Regions from separate parts of the Homo sapiens genome. Here region 1 is linked to region 2. A link is a loop called in an ENCODE intact Hi-C map of the cell type or tissue named here. Cell type or tissue: PC-9. All regions are shown on one strand. Links, peaks and the distances in the headings refer to the core of each region. The heading gives the core; the rest is flanking DNA. Region 1 overlaps SETBP1 (SET binding protein 1). Region 2 overlaps SETBP1 (SET binding protein 1).

Region 1 (6,613 bases), core at 2,458-4,957, 65 kb after region 2:
ATAGCACTTCTGCAAGGGATGAGGTTACTGTCATTGGGGCATGATTAATAATGATTAATTTGATCTGTGCCAACATAAACTGGATCCGCCATTCACTAAATAATTATTCCGTAGCCTGGATACCATTTCCACAGGGCTCAGAGAAGTTGCTGGCCATTTATCACATTAAAACAAAACAAAAAACCTACATAAACAAGAGAAGATAAAATTAGAAACCATCACCAAAATAAAACCAAATGCCTTCATATCCACCCACAAAATGCCTGCTTAAAGCTGGAAACAACAATAACAACAAAACCCTCGTGTCGCTATCTTGTTCCAAAGAGAGAGAAACAAAACCAATGGGAAAACTTCTTTCCTTCTGCAAGGAAAGAAGAGGAACCAAATCTGCTTTTTTTTTTTCCTACAGAGGGAAAGGTACATCTACCTACTCAATTGATCTTCACTTCTATCTTATAGGCAAGATATCAGCACCCATTCAACACACAAGGAAAGTGTGGTTTGTGAGCTCTAGGTGAATTTCGTAACACGGAGCTTGTTTGCGGCAAAACCTGGTCTCAACCCAAGGCTTCCAACTTAAGGGCTTTCCTTTGCTGTGGCCTTTAACAAAGTTCATCCTGGGCTAGATCCTAACCCTGACTGTCTCTTCTGAGTTCTATTTTTAGAGGGGATTACTTCACAAATCATTTTACAAATATTTGTTGAACATGCACTCTGTGCCAGGCACTATGTTCTAGGCACAAGGACACAATGTGAGCAGAGCAAAGTCCCTGCCCTCAAAAAGCTTCCACTCTAGCACAGCATGGCAGGTAATAAACAAATAAGCAAGTAAAATATGTAGTATGCATTTACAGATAAATGCTAAAAATAAGGCAGGTTAAGAACAGAGATGGCCGGGCGCGGTGGCTCACACCTGTAATCCCAGCACTTTGGGAGGCCAAGGCAGTCAGATCACAAGGTCAGGGAGCGAGGCCATCCTCACTAACATGGTGAAACCCCGTCTCTACTAAAAATACAAAAAATTAGCCAGGCATGGTGGCAGGTGCCTGTAAGTCCCAGCTAATCAGGAGGCTGAGGCAGGAGAATTGCTTGAACCCAGGAGGCGGAGCTTGCAATGAGCCGAGATCGCACCACTGCACTCCAGCCTGGGTGACAGAGCAAGGCTCTGCCAAGAAGAAGAAGAAGAAAGAAGAAGAACGAAGAAAGAAGAAGAAAGAAGGAAGAAGAAGAAGAAGGAGGACAGCCAACAACAACAACAACAGAGGTAGTTAGAAGGGGAGAGATCTGTGAGTTTTTACAGGATAGTCAGGAGAAACATCATGGATAACGAATGGATACATAAGCAGAGGAATCAGGGGCAAGTACTGCAGGTGTCTGGGGGAGAATCTTACAGGCAGAAGAAATGGCAAAAGCCAAGTGCTTGAGACAGATTTTGGTTTAGAGTATTCAGTAAGGTGGAACACAGTGAAACAAGGCCAACAGCTAACGGACCAGGTCATGCAGGACTCCGCAGGCCATTGCCAAGAGTTCACTTTTGCACAAAATGAAATGGGGAGCCATGGGAGGGTTTGGAGCACAGGAGCATCCTAATTTGACTGATGGTTTAAATGATTACTCTAGCTACTATGTGGAAAACACAACGGATATTAGTTTGGAGTCCAGCTGTTAGGTCCAGGGTATAGATAAACATTTGGTGTTCTATGTGTGTAAATGATATTTAATGCCATGAGAAAGGACAGAGAAGAGAAGAGGGTGGAGAACTGAGCCCTGAGGCACTCCAATGTTTAGAGGTCAGGGAGATAAAGAGGGACCAGCAAAGGATTCAGAAAAGGAACAACCAGTGAGCTATGGAGAGAATAAAGAGCGGTGTCCCAGAAGCCAAGGGAAACATATTTTAAAAAGGAGGAAAGGATTAATATGTCAAATGAGACTGTGAGGTCAGTCAGTAATTAATGTTATCAGAAGCGTAGGGATATCTCTCCAAAGATTATTTAAATTTTGGCTTTCAGCATAATTAGAAGAGTACCGGAGAAAGCGTTTCATAGCTTTAAATGACCATTGCCATTTACTATCTCTCTTGAGTTTCCAAAATGTTCACAGTGGGAGTTTAGAGAGTCAATACAGTAAACATCAACTGCAAACAACGCAGCTCCATGCTGTGGCTGGTGGTGCTTCCTTTCACCAGACACGCAAACACCTTGATGTCAATTGCCTCTCTGTTTCTCACCACATGCCAGGAAGCCTAGAGGGAGTGATCAGTTTACCTTTTCTTATTGTAGAGGTGAAGACACCGGGACACGAATTTGAATTATTTCCTTCGATTCTATGCCACATTGGTTTGTACCATTAACATATCCCCTCTGCCCATCAAAGTTTGACTTCCATGACCTTGCATTTAACGTCTTCTATGACCTACTATTTCATAACTTCAACTATTTACTCCAGCCTCTGTAGTTACTCATTGTTCCCTCAACACCTGGAATGATGTTTTACTTATGGACTGGCATGCTTCCCTCCCTATCTCTATTTAATTTTTAGGCCCAGTTAAATTCATCAGTGAAGACTTCTGTAAATGAGGTCTCTTCAAAGTCTAGAATAATTTCTGTCTTGTCTTTGTGCTGCTCATATAGCACTTATTATATACATATTAGTGTTTGCCTCCTGCTAATGATATCTTTTGGATGACAGGCACTAAATCTTTACCAAGTCTTTATTCTATGTAATACTTGACACCATGCCTTACACCAAATAAATACTCTGTTACTATTTAGAGAATGAATGAATAACTCATAAAAAGAATGATCTAACTTAAGAGCTAAAAGCAAGTCAATAGTTGAGTTCAGTTCAGGACCTTTAAATTCTGACACTTAGATTCACTTTAGAAATGGCTGTTCCTTTTTCTGCCAATGCTAATCATTGATGGTGACGGAACTGTTAAATATACTTTGAAGGACTTGGCTTTTTCACCCCAGACATGGGCTTGCATTGCCTTTCCTTCCCTGGGTACCACTCCCACATTCCCAGCCTCAATGGGAAACTCTTGACCCATATCTGTTTGAAAAATAATTACATCTTCCCTTTCTGCTTCACAATATACCCTGTCAACCATTGAGATAATACTATATAGTAAACAAGAGACAAGTCAATGGTTATCTGCTCTAAGCACTGCGTGCTTAGAACTATGCTAGCACCACTCCCACCTCTACCTCCATACCTGGGACACAGAAAAGAATGGACAAATACCTCTAGCTTTACATGTACTTGAAGATCTGAACAAAATGTAAACCTGTATGTGCAACTTGCTTAATGGGTTGTACAGTCCAGATAACAATATCTTAAGAACTCAGGGCCTAGGGTAATACCAAGAACAGGCTGCTGTCAAGGAAGAGCTCCTGAAGAGGTGTGTTCTGGGCTGGGCCTAAAGAACTGGAAGAATTTGCTAGAGTGATAACTCCAGGGAGAGCACTCCAGAACTGGGAAAAGAAGTCAGGAAAGCCTGAAGCAGGAAAAAGAAAAAAAAAAAAGTGTTTAGAAGCTTGGTAGAACTGTCAATTGGCCAAAGGGAGAGGTAAACCTTGAAAGACCAGTCTGGCCAGCTGGCCCAGTTCATTACATAACGGTCCTAATATAGCACCCTCTGTGCATTTAGATGGCCAGGGTCAGCCAGGGTACAACAATGGGGCCAGGTCATGCACAAAGACCTACCACGAGTCACAAGTCATGGAAGGACCACTGGAGCAGGAGTCAGAAGGCCTGAGTCCAGGCCCTGGCTCGGACATCAAAAAACCTATAAACAAGGCAACTGATTTCTCCTTGCCTTGATTTTCTCCCCTTAGCAGGAAAAAGGAAAGAAAAACAATTGTTCTGCCTAATTCCTTTGGTTATCACGAGGCTCATATACAACAATGATTACCAAAGGTCCATTCAAAAGCAATATGTGTATGGCATAAATCTCTAACAAAAATATAGTAGGTTGTCTTAAGAAATACACTGACATAACAACATAGATCCAATAAGAGCACTGTAATCTATGGCTGCCCTTACTCAAGAGGACATTCTCTTGATAAGGAACTGTAGTCAATTCTTCAGGATTAGTAGGGTGCTGTAAAGAATGTTAGGATCAACATGGACTGATCTAGCTGTGCTATGATCTATCATGTATGACCCTGGGCAAGCTTTGTAAGCTTGCTAACCCTCAGTTTTTATTTAGTTTTATTTATCAGTAAAATTAAAATGTGGGAGAGGGGACCAGTAAAGGTTGGCCAATGGGTACAAAGTTATAGTCAGATAGAAAGAATAAGTTGTGGTATTCTATTACACTGTAGGGTGATTATAGCAAATAACAATGAAGTGTATAGTTCAAGATAGCTAGAAAAGAAAATTTTGAATGCTGTCACCAGAAATGATAAATGTTTAATGTAATGTATATGGTAATTACCTCAATTTGATCATTACACTACATATATATCCATTGAAAACCCACATTATACCCTAGAAATACGTAAAATTATTATGTCAATTATAAATTTTTTAAAAATAAATAAAACATGCTTTAAAAATAAATAAAGTAGCACGGCTGATTTTGTGGTGAGAATTAAAGATGACCTCAATGTAAAAGTTCTAAGTCAATCTCTGGTACACAGTAGATACAAATGTTGTAACCATTTTTATAATCATTTCAATATGAAAGACATTATGGGCAACAGATACTATGTCACATTAATCAGCCATATGCAAAGGATTGAAATGTCTTTGATATCATAAACATAACTTAAATCTTATTTAAGATTCCTTCCTTCTTTTTGTATGTCCTTTATTTCTCAAACTGAAGATGGCATGGTGGAAATCACCATTCGATGCTATTTAAATATATTTTACTGCGAGTTAAAAAACAGTATATACACCTCCCTCTATTTCCATACCCATCTTATAAAAAAATCAAATTCTAGGTCTAGTGATTGCAAAATAACTGAAAAATGTATTGTTATCGCACACTACACTTGAAATTTGAATTTGATTTTGTGCTTCTGTCATGTTTGGATTGGCAGGGGCTAGAGAGAAGAGAGAAGGAAAAGGAAAGAGGAGGTGTGTCAGCCAGAATGGTTCTGAATAAGCATTTAAACTTAAAGGTAATAAAATGCACTGGGCTTCAGTCAAAGCCTCACTCCTTCCTTTGATGACAGAAATAAGGTCAGTTGACCAAGATTTCAGATTTGGCTTTTGCTGGCCACTGCTGCATTGAGATCTTGGGTAACCAAGGCAGAACTGGGCTTCTAAACAGGTCCTGGCTGATAATTTATAGGTTAAGCTGAGCATCTTCAAGTACAGACACATTTCAGGCCTCTGCAGTGCACCCACGTAAACCAGCTTCCTCCCTTCCCCATCCAGAGAGAGATGTCTGAGACCTGATGAGAGGAGGCCTCTATCTCAACAAGGAAGTAGTGAGAAGTTAAAGGTGAAAATATTCTATATGGCCACCTTTAAAATAAGGTCTGTTTCAGCAACAGTGTTTACCAAGCTAAGCAAAGGTCTGATAGGAAATGGAACCACCAGTCAGGGACATGTATTACCCTAGTACTGTTACAGCTATTGTAACAAGAGCCTCCACCACCACAACTCCTGACAATGCTCAGCTGAGAAGGAGCCCAGGTTCTCCACAAGCATGCAGGCCAGAAGTTCCCAACCTGGCCACACATACAAATCACCTGGGGAGCTTGAAAGAAATACCTAAAAATCACCTCTTGATTTTCTGGTTTAATTGGTACAGGATAGGATGCAGACGTCAGTTTTTTGGAGTTTTTTGGTTGCTGCTTTTAAAATTTCCTAGTGATTCCAACATGCAGCCAGAATTGAGAACTAAAATCTAGTTTAAAGCCATTGCATACAGCACAGGAATGTGAGGCTCAAAGATTTGCCATGAGTGACTTGCCTAACATCATAAAATGTGCTAGATTAGTTCTTCAATCAAATTGCCTTTCTCTCATTGTCCAATATCTTTGCAATATTTCAGGGAAATCTTTTTATTTTAGACTGAATTATAAAGCTTCTCTCCCCAGCTCACCCCACACACACTGTTTGGGGAACTGAAACTCTGTAAGGCTAAGATGGAGGAGGGAACTGAAAGGTGAAACTAACTTTAAATAGGAACGAAACTGACAAGAGTCAGCTCAAAGGCCAAAAGAGGAGAAATGAAGCAAATGAAAACAATCCACCTCACTGAGAAAAGCCAGTTAGACCCGGAAAGCTCTTTCAGTTTAGATAATTTAAGGTTTCAGGGAGGGATTATGCTTTACATGTTGAACGTATCACCTTCGCAGGAAAGCTTCGCAGACGCCACAATTCTTGGGGGCAACTGCAGAGCCATAAAGGTCTGCTGATTGAAAACATACCTCCTGATATAAAACAGGAAGACAGTGCTCACGGCTCATGGACCACTATGGGTAAAATCGAGAGGCTGCCACCATCCCATGCCCTGTAAAAGCACATCTAACCCCCACAGCAGCACATTTTGATAACTGAAATATTTTCCCCTTGCCACATCACAAAAAAACTGACTCACCAATTATGAACTAAGGGAATAAAAATGATGGTTCTCCAATTTGGAAGAGCCCAC
Region 2 (6,613 bases), core at 2,634-5,133:
ATTCAAATTCTCAATGTATAGGGTTTCTACCCCTCCCCTCCCCCAAATAGTATACAGTAACCTTCAGTCTTCGTGCAACAGAATGTTTAAAACTTGTGTGTGGTTTTCCTGTATTCACTGTTTACAGAGGATGAGAATAAAATTGTATTCTGGCCAAGGAAGCAGAACAGTATCCCTAGTAACTCTGCTCTCTGAGAGCTGTCCCACCCAGCTTCCATCTGATCAAATCCCAAAAGTTTGCACTGCACAATCAAATAAGCAGAAACACCCTTCGTATAGGCAAAAAAGAGACAGGAAACTCCTCAGTGCAATTAGAGGACTTCCAAACATCTCCCCTACACATCTTCCCTTAGCCTGAAATTCTCCCTTTAGAGATGCTGCCAAGATTTTATAATAAAAGATGTGTAAAATTACATTCTGGAAAGAGCCTTTGAGATCTTCTAGGCCAGTCCTCAAATTGTATGGTTGAGTAAAATACCACCTTACATAAGGTCACTGTTTTGCACAAGAATTTAGTTTTTAAACTGCAGCAGCACTTCCCAAAGAGACTGTGTTCAGTAAAATGCTGGTCCTTTCTGACTTTGGGTCAAAATAAACGTCCCATGGTCAAATTAGTTTGGAAAATGCTGTGTGGATTACATCACCTCCCCTCTTCTCCCTTTTGTGGATTCTCAATGAAGATTAGTACACTATTAAAGATTCCAATAAGTTCTACCATCAAGAACCCAATTATTTAGTTTTTTTCCCCAAACTTATTTACCTACTTAAATTTTTTACAATATAATTTTTACTAACATGCAGAGGAATGAGTGCCTCTGTGTAAACCATTTGGAAAGTATGACATTATATCATAGTGTGTTCTCTCCTTCATGAGAAAAAGACCTCAAGAATACTATTTTATACTGATTCACATTAAGTTATTTAGAACCCATCAAGTCTCATTTTCCCCCTGACAAGAAGGGTTAGGCAATGGTAAATAATGTGGATACGTAGAAGGATCTGAGACATGCAAAATATACTTTGACAACAATCTGGCCTTGAGCATGGCCAAATTTTATAAGTGGGACTGTGCCACATCAAAGAGATTAAAGACAAGGACTCAATCAACTGACCGCTTTGCCCCTCCGTTATAGAATTTCATCCTGATTTGATTTTTAGAAATCTTATTTGCACCAGACCACTAATTTCTACTATAAGGTTCCTTTCCCACATTTTTTATGAGCAAAATAGCAGACACACAGTAGGTGCCTAATGATGAGTTGAGATTAAAAATGTCATGTTGCCGAAACAGAACTGATCATGGTCGGCCTTCTTCTTGATGGAAACCAGGATATAACTAGACTCAGGATTTCATTTTACTAATTTTTATTCATCTTAAGCAGTTTATTTTTTCAAAAAACATTTAAGTATTTTCCGTTGTTCAGCTGACTTACAAGTCTAAATAAACTCAGTTTAGATACACTTTATCAGCAAAATTTCGTCTTTTCAATAGAATTATACTTGACCAAAAAAAATTATTCACAGGCGTCAATGCAATAGGGCAGATCAGTAACATGTATACGATGTTCTGAGCTTGCAATCTTGAGAAACAAGAAGGTACACCAACAACCAAGTTTATAATAACACTTTAACGTCTAATCTGCGGATTCAGAAAACCCACATGGACCCAAACAGGGCTTGTAGTGGGAACCATTTCTCTTCACTCTAAGTCACTCCCACCATTAAATGGAGATTGACCTTAGGGAATTGGGAAGGAAACTTTCACTGTTTTTCACTCTTTTCCATTTATCTGGTAGATGTAACCAGAAAAATGTCTTGTCTTAGCATGAGCTACTTAACAAAATACCACAGACTGGGTGGCTAAAACAACAGAAATTTATTTTCTCCTAGTTTTAAAGGCTGGAAAGTCCAAGATCAAGATTATAGCAGGGTGTAGTGTCTGCTGAGAGCTCTTTTCCTAGCTTGCAGACAGCTGCCTTCTCCCTGTGTCCTCACATGGTGGAGAGAAAGCAAATGAGTTCTGTAGTGTCTCTTCTAATAAATGCACTAATCCTATCAGCTCAGGGTTCCACCCTTATAACCTTACTTAACCGCAATTACTTTTTCACTCTGAATACAGTCACATTGGGAGTTAGGGCTTCATTGTCTACATTTGGGTGGAAGGGAACACAATTTCCTCCACAGCAGCCCTGTAGATACAAAGCACAAGTCAGCAGAAGCTTCTTCTCTTTTTGTCTCTCCTTCCATCATCCACCCCCTTTCTGTACGACCCTTCATATTATACAGGATAGGAAAAACAGTCAATGTTCAAGAAATAATTTTCAAAATAATTTAAAACAGATTGGAATAGATAAAAAATATCTCATTCCCTCAGCTGCCCCTGAAATCACCATATTCAAAGAGACATCAAGTTCAGTAGTATCTGAATTTTCATCTACTACATTGAATAATGACTGATGGTTCAAGAACCATTGCCAGAGCTGTCAAGACAGCACATGTGGCAGCTCACAGATCCTGAGTCCCTTTGTTTTCATTGCCATGTGACAAGGCCATGGATAACCTGTTTCACCGCATTTCAACATAACGGAACTTCCTAACTGGAGATCCCTGGGGCCCTGTCAAGAACAATCAGCTACATAAATTAGAGACCACTGTGCTGATCTTTTTTTTTTAAACCAGTGACTTGAAGACAACAAAGGGACATTTCAATCATAGTTTGAACAATGGCAATATTAAGTGCATAGTGTCACGAGAAGAACACTTTGAGAAGTGAATACATTTATGTGAATGTATAATAAAGTCAAGTTTGTGTTTTGAAAAGCTAGTCTCTTAATCTCTCTTGCTTTGGACAGCAGTGTTACCACCTTTCTTAATTTCAGATCATCAATAAAAGGTTCTGAGCATGACTAGGCTTGAATAGGCACTGGTTGGCCATATTTTGCTTTTCTTACTTTTCTTCATTTCCCACCTAGGGAACTACAGGGAAAGTGTGGGTACCCATGGCAGAGCTGGTTGAAGGCTTAACAGGGTCAACAAATGTGGCACGTGCAGAGTGTACAATACTAAACCTGTGCCATTTTCAGAGACTATATTTTGACTATAATGCTTTGATCGCCTAATGTTTCTATAAAGTATGCAGTTTCTCTTTTGGTATGAACTTCCTCACCCAAGAAGAATAAGGTTTGTTAACTCTAGCTGAAAATGCCAGTCCTCCATGGTTTGATTGATAAGGCTAAGGCCCAATATACCTGCATCTTCCCAAACCCTAGCATAGGGGCAAACCACAAAAGACCGTCAATGATATACATTTGATAGTGAAGATGTATATGTTGCAATGAAGAAATGAGTGAATGAGCTATCATGGGGGCTGTCTGACATGTCAGCTCAATATTCAGAACCGACCTATTCCAAAGTCTAAGAACAACAATCAATATAATTTCTATTAAGAAATTTAGAGCAAAGAGAATGAACTGAATAACACAAGCGTGTCTCTAATGACACGTCTATGGGCAATTCTAGTCTAGTGAGGAAGGGGATGCAGTTAGAATCCAACTGTCCCACCATCGTCACAAGCTTTTGTTTTTGTTTTGCTTATTTTTCTTTCGGAAACTATATTGGGAAGTTCCTTAATTAGAAGCTCCCTGATTTCCTACCATAGAATCTAGGAGAGCATTTTTTTACAAGTTTCTTTTCTTTAAAAAGAAAAAGACATTTGTCATCAAATAGAACATGTCATCACCACTAGTGAGCCCTATGCTTATGCTACCACACTGATTGCATCATGAACTGAGGTACTTCAGTAAGCATTTCTGGGGCCAATCAAGTGAGGGAGAGAAGCTCTCCCATGGCATTCTTAGCCTGCATTGGATATAAAGAAGAAAGCTCAAGAAACTGTAGTTTCCCTCTGTGGCCCTTTTGTGGGCCCAAAGCAGCTATTAAGGATCCTTGGTGTTCCTGGATTATGTGCTAAACAAACCAATGTTTGAACCACAGAAGGGCCAGGCTGAGGCTGGTCTGGTCTGCAGGGGCCTCCTTTGTTTGGGGGTTGGAATCATTCCTTGGTTCCTTTTCACTACTCCTCCCCACCCGCAGCTCCTTCCCCTCTCCCAATTCATTCTTTAAGAATTTATCCTGCTGCTTCTTTAACTCAGCATGTGTCTGGGCAGATGTCCAAGAACGCTCCCTTCAACAACGACAACAACAGGAACAGGAAAAAAAAAATCCTCCACTTCAATTCAGTCCTCCCTGCTCTTGCTAGCTCTCCCGTCTCTCTCCTGGCTTTTAGCAGCTCATGATTGATAATGCCCCCAACTCTCTCACCCTGGGACTCCACATGCCTTTCTGCTGAACAACACCTTCTCTGTGAGGCAACCTGGGAGCCCAGCCACTGGGCCCTGGAACCCCCTTGGGGTCTTTTGAGAGAGAAAAAAAGAAAGGCCAAAAAGGGGCCCTAGATGGGGGCAGACCCAACAGGTACAAAGCCACCAAAGAGCTGAATGCAATGAGCTTTTGTGCGAGGGCCAGGGACTGACGGAGGTGGAGAGAGGCAGGAGAGGCGAAAAAGGGGTGAAAGGGCAAGAGGGTCTTTCCATACCTCTTTGCCACCCATTTCTTTGCCCCAATGAATGAGAAAGGCAACCACAGTGAACCTCCAAAGGACCAAGTATATTTTGAACCAATGAAAATCATTACACTAGAACTTTCCTTTGAACTCTATTGGCCTCTGTTGACCTTCCTTGAGAGACGACATGACATTTTCAATCACATTTAGTTACAAAAAGATTCATCTAATATTTATTGAGAACCTACTAAATTCCAGGTATTATGCAAGTCGTTTGCTTATGCATTTAACTCTTGAAACATCAAGGTACTAGTCACTCTTTATTAGCAGATGAGAAAATCGAGGTGTAGAGAGATTAGTTCCCTTATCCTGTATCACACAGTTAGTAGGTGACAGTGTTGGGAACTGAACTCAGGTCTTGTAATACCAAGGACCATACTTATTCCGCACTACTCTGCTGCTACAGTAAACTTTGAGAAATAAAAGAAAGACTGAATGAAGAGCTCCCGGCAAAGACAAGGACATTATTATTATTCTAGTATTTTTATTTGTACTATCCATTAATTCTGCATCAAGAAATCTGCATCATCCATAAAACTACTTTTCTCCTTTCTCATCAAAACTATCTTGGAATACAAAGGTCAGGTGAAGATTGTCCCAATGTTGATAAACCACATTATCTAATTTTACTTTATAAATGTTTTCTTGGATATCCAATTTAACATTATATCCTTTACATTTCAAGAGGGGCAGTTTGAAAGCCTTTGTCTTTTTTAAAACTGCTCTTAAAAAATATTATCTACTATATAAGAGACAATTCTTTTTTAAAGATACTTTTAGAAAAATTGTGTGCCTTTTTCACTGGATGAAAAAATATTCTGATAGATAAACCTGTGCTCTCGGTTAAACAAAAACTGTCATATAAGATGGATCCCTTCTCTTTCTGGCTTCCAGCAAACACAGCCCACATCAGTCCTCCATGTAAAAGATCAGAGCCTTGAAGGAGCCAGGTAGCTCCCAGTCCTTTTAGATAATCTCTGCTTTGCTTTCCCCCTAATTGCTGAATTTTTATTACACTTGTAAACCTCTGAAATTCCCTTGGAAACAGGCAAGACATAACTCTAAGATCTATCCCAGTCTAACTCCAAGTCTAGCACCATAACTTGAAACATTAACCTTAATGCCCCCAGGTGGGGATAGAGCAGAATAAGATACAGCAAGTTCCTAAGCAGAAGTGAAAAAAGTAACTCTATATGTTTAGGTGAATAATGTGCAGGAGAATCTGCACTCCACTCTACCGGGAGCAGAGGTGGGAAGCAGCTACTCCAAGTAAGAGCAGGAGAGGAGCAGTCGCCATGGCTGCAGCAAGACCAAGACTTTGCTCCTTTATCTTCCTGCTTCAGGATTTCCCTCCCTTACCTACTTGCTACGATGACCCACTCCCTTTCTTCATCTGCTTCCCTAGGCAATCACCACTTCCTTCCCTTCCTATTGCTCTCTTTCTTCTGCCCTCCATTTTCCTTCTCTTCCCATCCCCTTCTTTTTTTCAATTGCATTAAAAGGGCAATTCCCTGGGGAAAAGAAAAAGAGGAGACAGCCAAAAGGTTGTAACTTGTCATTTAGAAAATTATTCTGCTAATGTTGAATATTAATGGGTCTTTTAAAATGAAAGATACACACCTCTGGCAGTGTTATGTTACACCGTCAGAAATATAGAGGCGCAATCAGGAAATCCATCAGCAAATACCTTTGGAGCATTTACTTTATGCAAGAACTGGGTTAGTGAGGTGATATTGTTAAAATTATGAATAAATTTTAATGTGGACCCTTACCACAGAGAGAATAGAATCGAGTGAGATATACACATATGCCACATTCAATAACCCAAGTGAATCATACAAAACCCTATATAGATCCCATGTTATGTGCAGTAAATAAGCAGGTATCAGGGTAGAGTGCTAGAGACTAGATGGGCACCACCGAACTCTCAGAGGCAGGGTGCACTGTTGGGTGGGCTCAAGGAAGGGTAGCTTGAGATGAGCTCTGAAGGAT

What was found. Hi-C counts contacts between places; a loop is a spot of excess contacts. Peaks named below come from ENCODE experiments on the same cell type or tissue, not always from the same donor. Only the 100,000 strongest peaks of a DNase experiment are listed, where the experiment ranks them.
Region 1: it touches region 2 in a loop (1.8-fold over the local background); 3 of 110 quality-filtered maps call a loop at or near these places.

Annotation. Positions count from the first base shown.
Region 1 is chr18:44,759,050-44,765,662 of GRCh38, reverse strand. The region is part of intron 2 of SETBP1 (SET binding protein 1); the gene reads right to left. Among named protein-coding and RNA genes, the nearest start is that of SETBP1, 81 kb to the right of the region's middle. RefSeq lists an enhancer at 6,007-6,316. In PC-9, for the core only: no CTCF peak of the experiment used is centred there; a DNase peak (open chromatin) is centred at 3,632; H3K4me3 peaks cover 329 bases; H3K27ac peaks cover 1,414 bases.
Region 2 is chr18:44,824,232-44,830,844 of GRCh38, reverse strand. All of the region lies in intron 2 of SETBP1 (SET binding protein 1), which reads right to left. Among named protein-coding and RNA genes, the nearest start is that of MIR4319, 140 kb to the left of the region's middle. RefSeq lists an enhancer at 2,921-5,325. In PC-9, for the core only: no CTCF peak of the experiment used is centred there; a DNase peak (open chromatin) is centred at 4,164; H3K27ac peaks cover 1,174 bases.